2 separate regions of the Homo sapiens genome follow, and region 1 is linked to region 2. The links are chromatin loops, found by intact Hi-C in ENCODE. Cell type or tissue: natural killer cell. All regions are shown on one strand. Links, peaks and the distances in the headings refer to the core of each region. The heading gives the core; the rest is flanking DNA.

The links. Hi-C counts contacts between places; a loop is a spot of excess contacts. Peaks named below come from ENCODE experiments on the same cell type or tissue, not always from the same donor. Only the 100,000 strongest peaks of a DNase experiment are listed, where the experiment ranks them.
Region 1: a loop joins it to region 2, with 2.3 times the contacts of the local background. A loop is called at or near these places in 1 of 110 quality-filtered maps.

Annotation. Positions count from the first base shown.
Region 1 is chr12:67,697,366-67,700,288 of GRCh38, forward strand. No RefSeq gene overlaps it. Among named protein-coding and RNA genes, the nearest start is that of LINC02421, 31 kb to the right of the region's middle. In natural killer cell, for the core only: no CTCF peak of the experiment used is centred there; DNase peaks (open chromatin) are centred at 256 and 1,656; H3K4me3 peaks cover 841 bases; H3K27ac peaks cover 1,383 bases.
Region 2 is chr12:67,578,154-67,581,076 of GRCh38, forward strand. All of the region lies in intron 2 of LINC02442 (long intergenic non-protein coding RNA 2442), which reads right to left. Among named protein-coding and RNA genes, the nearest start is that of LINC02442, 10 kb to the right of the region's middle. In natural killer cell, for the core only: no CTCF peak of the experiment used is centred there; DNase peaks (open chromatin) are centred at 1,088 and 1,368; H3K27ac peaks cover 1,661 bases.

The DNA of each region.
Region 1 (2,923 bases), core at 149-2,648, 120 kb after region 2:
AATTCTTTTATTTCCAATGACCTGTTTTATGTTAATTTTATTGTGATGTAGAAAAATAACTAGTGTGTCCTTCAACTTACTTGCCAAAACCTACTCTTTTAAATATTTTCTCAGGAGAAAAGTCATTTTAATTTTAACTTAAAAAAAAAAAAACCACAACTTTTCAGGTAAATTGCCAAACAGATGTTTAGTGCTTAGAGTCTCAGGGCAGCCTTTGTGTTGTGGTTGCAAACATACCTATCTTCTAGATCAGAGGTCAGGAAACTACATCTCTGTGTCACAAACACGACTGCCGTGTGTTTTTGTAAATAAAGTTTAGGATAACCACAGTCATTCATTGCATATTGTCCACTGTCTACTGTCTACATATATTGTGTACTGTCTCTGGGTGCCTTCCCTGCTATGGCAGAGTTGAGTAGTTGAGATAGAGACAGCATAGCCCACAAAGCTTAAGATATTTGCTCTCTAGCCCTTGACAAAGAAGTTTGCCAACTCCTAATCTAGTAGAGGCAAATTTCTGTTATAAAGTCTGTACTTATGTTTACTCATGAATGCATCCATTCTTTTAGAATAACATGGATCATAGTGTACATAATAAACTGTTCCAAAATGGCAATATGGTTTAGTGACCATATATTATTGTCACCATTTCCCTTATTATGTTAACTTCTATTAGATGAAAATGCTATTCTGTAAAACAGAATTATGAAACAGTATACACAGCACAGTGTGAGAGTCAATGGCAAGACATTGCACACAATGAAACCCAGTGAAATGTGAAGAGGCTAACCGGGAAGTCTCCGTAAGTGCATATATTTCACAGCTGTGGTGCTAAGAGACAGATTGCTTGGAATGCCATGAGTAGACAAAGCCAAACAAAAATGAGAGCATGAGGAAATTTTTCTGGTGAAAACAATTTTTCCTTACAAATTTGAAATATTTTCCCTTTTATGTTATATTCTTTTTTTCCCCTTTTGAAGTAACATGGCTTCATCCTCTGCCAAATGTATTCCTTCCCACCCCTACCCCACTTTTGGTTTCTTCAATAAATAAAAATTGATTCCTTCACCTCGTTCACATGGACAGTTTCACAAGCTTATAGTGCATGTTGAAAGAAGTGTTGGATTGATTTTTTTTCAGTAGATGAAAACAGTAAAATTGTTAAACTGCATTAAAAAATTTTCCATATAATTGAAGGTGAAGGCATCAATAAGCAAAGCACTTTTAAGGCAATACTAAGGTTCTCAGCCTTTGGACTGTATTGCTTTTCTTCTCCCCATCACGGGGAATGAGATCCATTCTTGGCTGTTTAGTATTCTGTAATGAAAGGAAAAGTCACTCCCACATTTTTTGGGGTAGAGAAGGGGTTGTTAGTCAGCAGGACTATCAAACAACAGTAGTCATTGCTGTTGCCTGGGCTTTTGAGGGGACCAAAGGAGACCAAACCGAAAGGTTCTGTAAAGTCTGTCTAAGTGAAAGATGTTGCTGTTATCATCTGATTTAGTCATCGAAACCTCCTAAGAACCTCTACAGAGGTTTGAGATGGGGAAGGAAGGAAGTGAAAGTAAAATCAAGCATTTCTGTGACTATTTAAAGCCACCCTAGCAATAAGCCTTGCATGGTAAAGAGTTGAAATTGAATGAGGCTTTCAGTTTTCTGTGGGTTTCACTGATTCACATTAGCCCAAGGGCTTTTTGTGTCTCCCCATGTAGCAGTAGTTACACCCCTGGTTGGCATGAGATAAAATCCTGCCGTGCACACAGAAACCAACTTCTTAGGCATTAGTCAGGGTCTCTCTGAAGTAGAAGTGCCTGAGCCACTTCCGTTTTTTTATTTTTAATACTCATGATGTGTTAGAAAGTGAAGAAATGCCAAGACAGACTTACAAACACTGTGGTATACTTTTTAATGTTTATGTTTAAGAAATTAGTAGTCTTAACACATGCATTTAAGTAAGTGCAATGTAATTATTTTGCTTTTCAAAAGATTTCAACATAAAGAAGCATTTCTACAGGGTATACTATAGGCAGTGGGACCCAAGTTTAAGGTTGTGTGAGGGACAACTCCCTCCAGTCAGACGAGTGAAAGTTACTGCACATATAATCTCACTTGGGGATGATGTCAAATGTCCATGTCTGCGACCCTGTCTAAACTAGGAGGCTGGGCTAAAAGGCTCCCTTGCCCTCCTTCTCCCAGCTCCCCCCACCCACTGCCACCACTGAGACCAGATCGTAAGTACACAATTATGCCTGTGTGGGGAAGTGGGGAGGAGAAACACAAGGTATGATGGAGAGGTCCATTATGTACTCTTACACAAATATTTTTCAAGTGCATACTATGTGCAGAGGTAAGAAGATAGTACCATAGTTAAACTCATACTTAGGGTTTAAATCCTGGCAGTGTTATTCCCTACTTGAGTTATAAAACTTCTCTAAGCCTTAATTTTCTCATCAGTTAGCTCATTTGTGAGGTGCTTCATTAGTTGTTATGAGGATTAAATGACTTACCCACATAAAGTTATCTGAACAGCACCACCTTGCACTGTGAGCAAGCAGTATAAAAGTTCTTGACCTCAGGGAGCTTAATTTCCATCTCCCTCACTGCATTTTGCTCTCAGCTCTCCTGTCTGCAAGCTGGTCTACCTGAAACAACTGCCTTGCAATATCAAAAGATATCTGATAAAACGGGTAAATATAGCTCCACTGATGAGGACAAAAAAAAATCAGCTGTATTAAGGAAATTCTCTTAAAAAGTCATTAATCTTCCATTCAACAAGCAACAATGTGTGTTAGACACTGTTCGGGGAATGCTGATATTGTAGTGAACAAACCAGGTGTGGTTCTGTACTCATGGGTGGGAAAGATATTGGATACATACATTGTTCTGCACAATGTAAACATTTTGTTGCAGTATGAAGTGCATA
Region 2 (2,923 bases), core at 164-2,663:
AATGTCACCTCATAATCAAGTATGGCTGCTGGAGCTCCAGCAATTACATCTACATCAAGTGGAAAAAGGAAGAAATTGAAGAAGAAGAACACATTCCTTCCCTTTAAGGAAATTCCTAGAAACTGTGCACACCAATTCTGCTTATAGCTCATCAGCAAGACCAGGAAATGTCTATTCCGGATGGCCAGCTAAAAATCGAGAGTTCTTTTTCCAGGTTGACTGAGAGAAGTAGAATGTATAATGGAGGAAATTAGAAATTTCTGCCACAGCTATCACTGTCTCAAGTAGAAATTGTCTAAGAAAAGGCTTAACTACAATGATGATGGCAAGTTCCTGGGTTTGGGTTATTAAACACAGCCTTAGATAGGAACTGATTATCTTGAACTAAATAGACATGATTGGGTTCATTTCTACAAACTTCCTCACTTGTGGTTCTCAACTAGCATTGATTTCACCCCCCAAGAGACATTTAGCAATTTGAGACATTTTAGTTGGTCCCAATTGGGAGATGGTGGATGCCACTGGCATTAATGGGTAAAGACTAAACATCCTACAATACACAGGACATTCACACAACAAAACTTATCTAGTCCAAAAATGTCATTAGTGCTGAGGTTGGTAAACCTTTCCATAAGCAATTCATAAAGGCTTTAGTCAAATTTCAGGGTCTAAGCAGAGAGCTGTGTGCATTGCCAATTTTGAGCGATTAAAATAATTACATTTCATATTACTCTGGCTTCATTTGGGCCATGGAATTCCTCATTTGATCCACTGGGTGAGAAATTAAGTAATTATTTCCCCAAAACACATGATCTCTTTTTATGTAGACTTTTTATGTTGCTATGTGGCAGTGTGACCTATCGTTATGATGTTAGTACGATCATTTCAGAATCATTTTCAACCCTCTAGACCAACCTACTTTTCTATCCTTCCTGAGATGGGTGATGTTTTCCTCTTTCATATTTCCTGTTTCTCACTGCACTTACCACATTGCACAATAATCACATGTTGACACGTCTGAATCCCCTACTGGATCACAAGCTCCTTTAAATCAGGGACAATATTTTATTTATTTTTGTATTTCTAGTGCCCAGTGCAGAGTATGCAACTTAGCAGGAGCTCATAAATACACATTGAACTGAACTGAGCTCCTGTTTATCCTTGGGCCTCTCTTCATTCCAGGCCTGCTTGGATATCTTCTGGTTTGGCACTCACAGCAAAGAACCTATCACTAAAATGCTTCCCATTCTGGCACTTCATCTAAAATCCAGAGGATGGGAAAATTCAGAGAACAGGAACTAAGGTGTTAATAATTTAGTTTCTCCTGTGCCCTCTCTGAGTCAGCTGCCTCTCTGTGGTTTACATTTTCTCCCAACCACATCCAGCTTTCAAATATAAGTATCAACTAAAAACTCATTGAGGTGGTTTTTGATGTAGGAAACAGAAATTGAGTGTGTTCCATTTTAAAATTTTCTTGAGGGAAAGATGATACCACCTGGCCTGAAGTTGGCAGGTTGGTTCCAAGGAGGTTGAGGAACAAAGGTGGAGGAGGTAGGAAGCCATAGCAGTGAAAATGTTTGCAGGCCCAGGAGCAGGATGAGAATTTACTGCAAACTGGCGGGTGGTGTCAATTCTCTATTTTGGTTGGTGGAAGAGGTTAGCTATCATGAGAGTCCACAGGCCTATCCACACATCCTTCAGCAGGCTTCTATTGAAGGATTCTTCTGCCTGGAGATAGTTAAGGTGGTTTCTCTTTCACTAAGAACATATCATATCCAACAGAATCCAGCACATTCTAGTTAGAGATTTTCTTGAGACCAATTTATATAACCTAACAACTATTAGGTAGAAAAGGATCTTCTCACAGCACCATGAATAGAGACAGCTTTTTCTGACCACTCATCCATCCTCATGTTTTTTTGGGGGGGTGGGGCAGGGGGGTGATTTGGGGGTTATGGTTTATTTAATGAGATGCACGGCCAATAATCTTTTAAAAATATCAAGAATACAATATCTTCTGTACTGCTGTGATGCCTCTGTTGAGACTTACTGAATGGCCATGCATGGAACTTGAATTGACCAAGACCATTTATTCATTCATACATTCAGTCATGCATACATGCATTTAATTTATATTTATTGAGCTTTTACTAGGAGCTAGATGTTCATGAAGATTGTAAGACACTTTTACTAGGAGTTAGATGTTCATGAAGATTGCAAGACACAGAGCATGGTTCTGTCCTGATACAGTCTAGGCAAGATAAAGATAAAAGGTGGGATGGTGATAAGAACAATGGTGACTAAGAGCTTAAGAAAATGGTACAGAGTCAGAGTGTCAGTGAGTTCAGAAGAGTAAGCAGTTCTTCAACATAGACTCCAGAGGTTGGGAAAAACTTGATGAGAAGTTGAAAACTGAGCTGAGTCTTGCAGGGTGGGTAGGATCTGGACGTGCCTTAGGGCTCTACACCTGTGGTTCTTTCTTCATAGAATGCTCTAATGCTTGGATCAATCCTCTTAATTTTTTATATCTCAGATTAAAAGTAATTCCCTCAGAGAAGGCTTCCATGACCCACTGGATTAGGTAACATGCCACCTTTACGTGTCATCATAAATGTACTTCTGTGTAGCACTTATCAAAACTAGAGCTTAAAGCTCCTGAAGGAGGGACTATGTTTATCTTGTTCACCTTTGAATCCCCAGAACCTATTAAAGTTTTTGAAACTGAGTAGGTACACCATAAATATTTGTCCAAATAATAAATGAATAAGTAGGCGTAGAGAAACGGTGGGTGTTCCTGAGTAGTATGAGCGGGTGTAGACATGAGTGTGTGCATGGCAGGCTGTGAGGTTCTGTGTAGATTGCATAGTATACCTGTGTGTGGAGCAGTGGAACATGATTGTGAGGGTGGGTTGACTGTCTAATA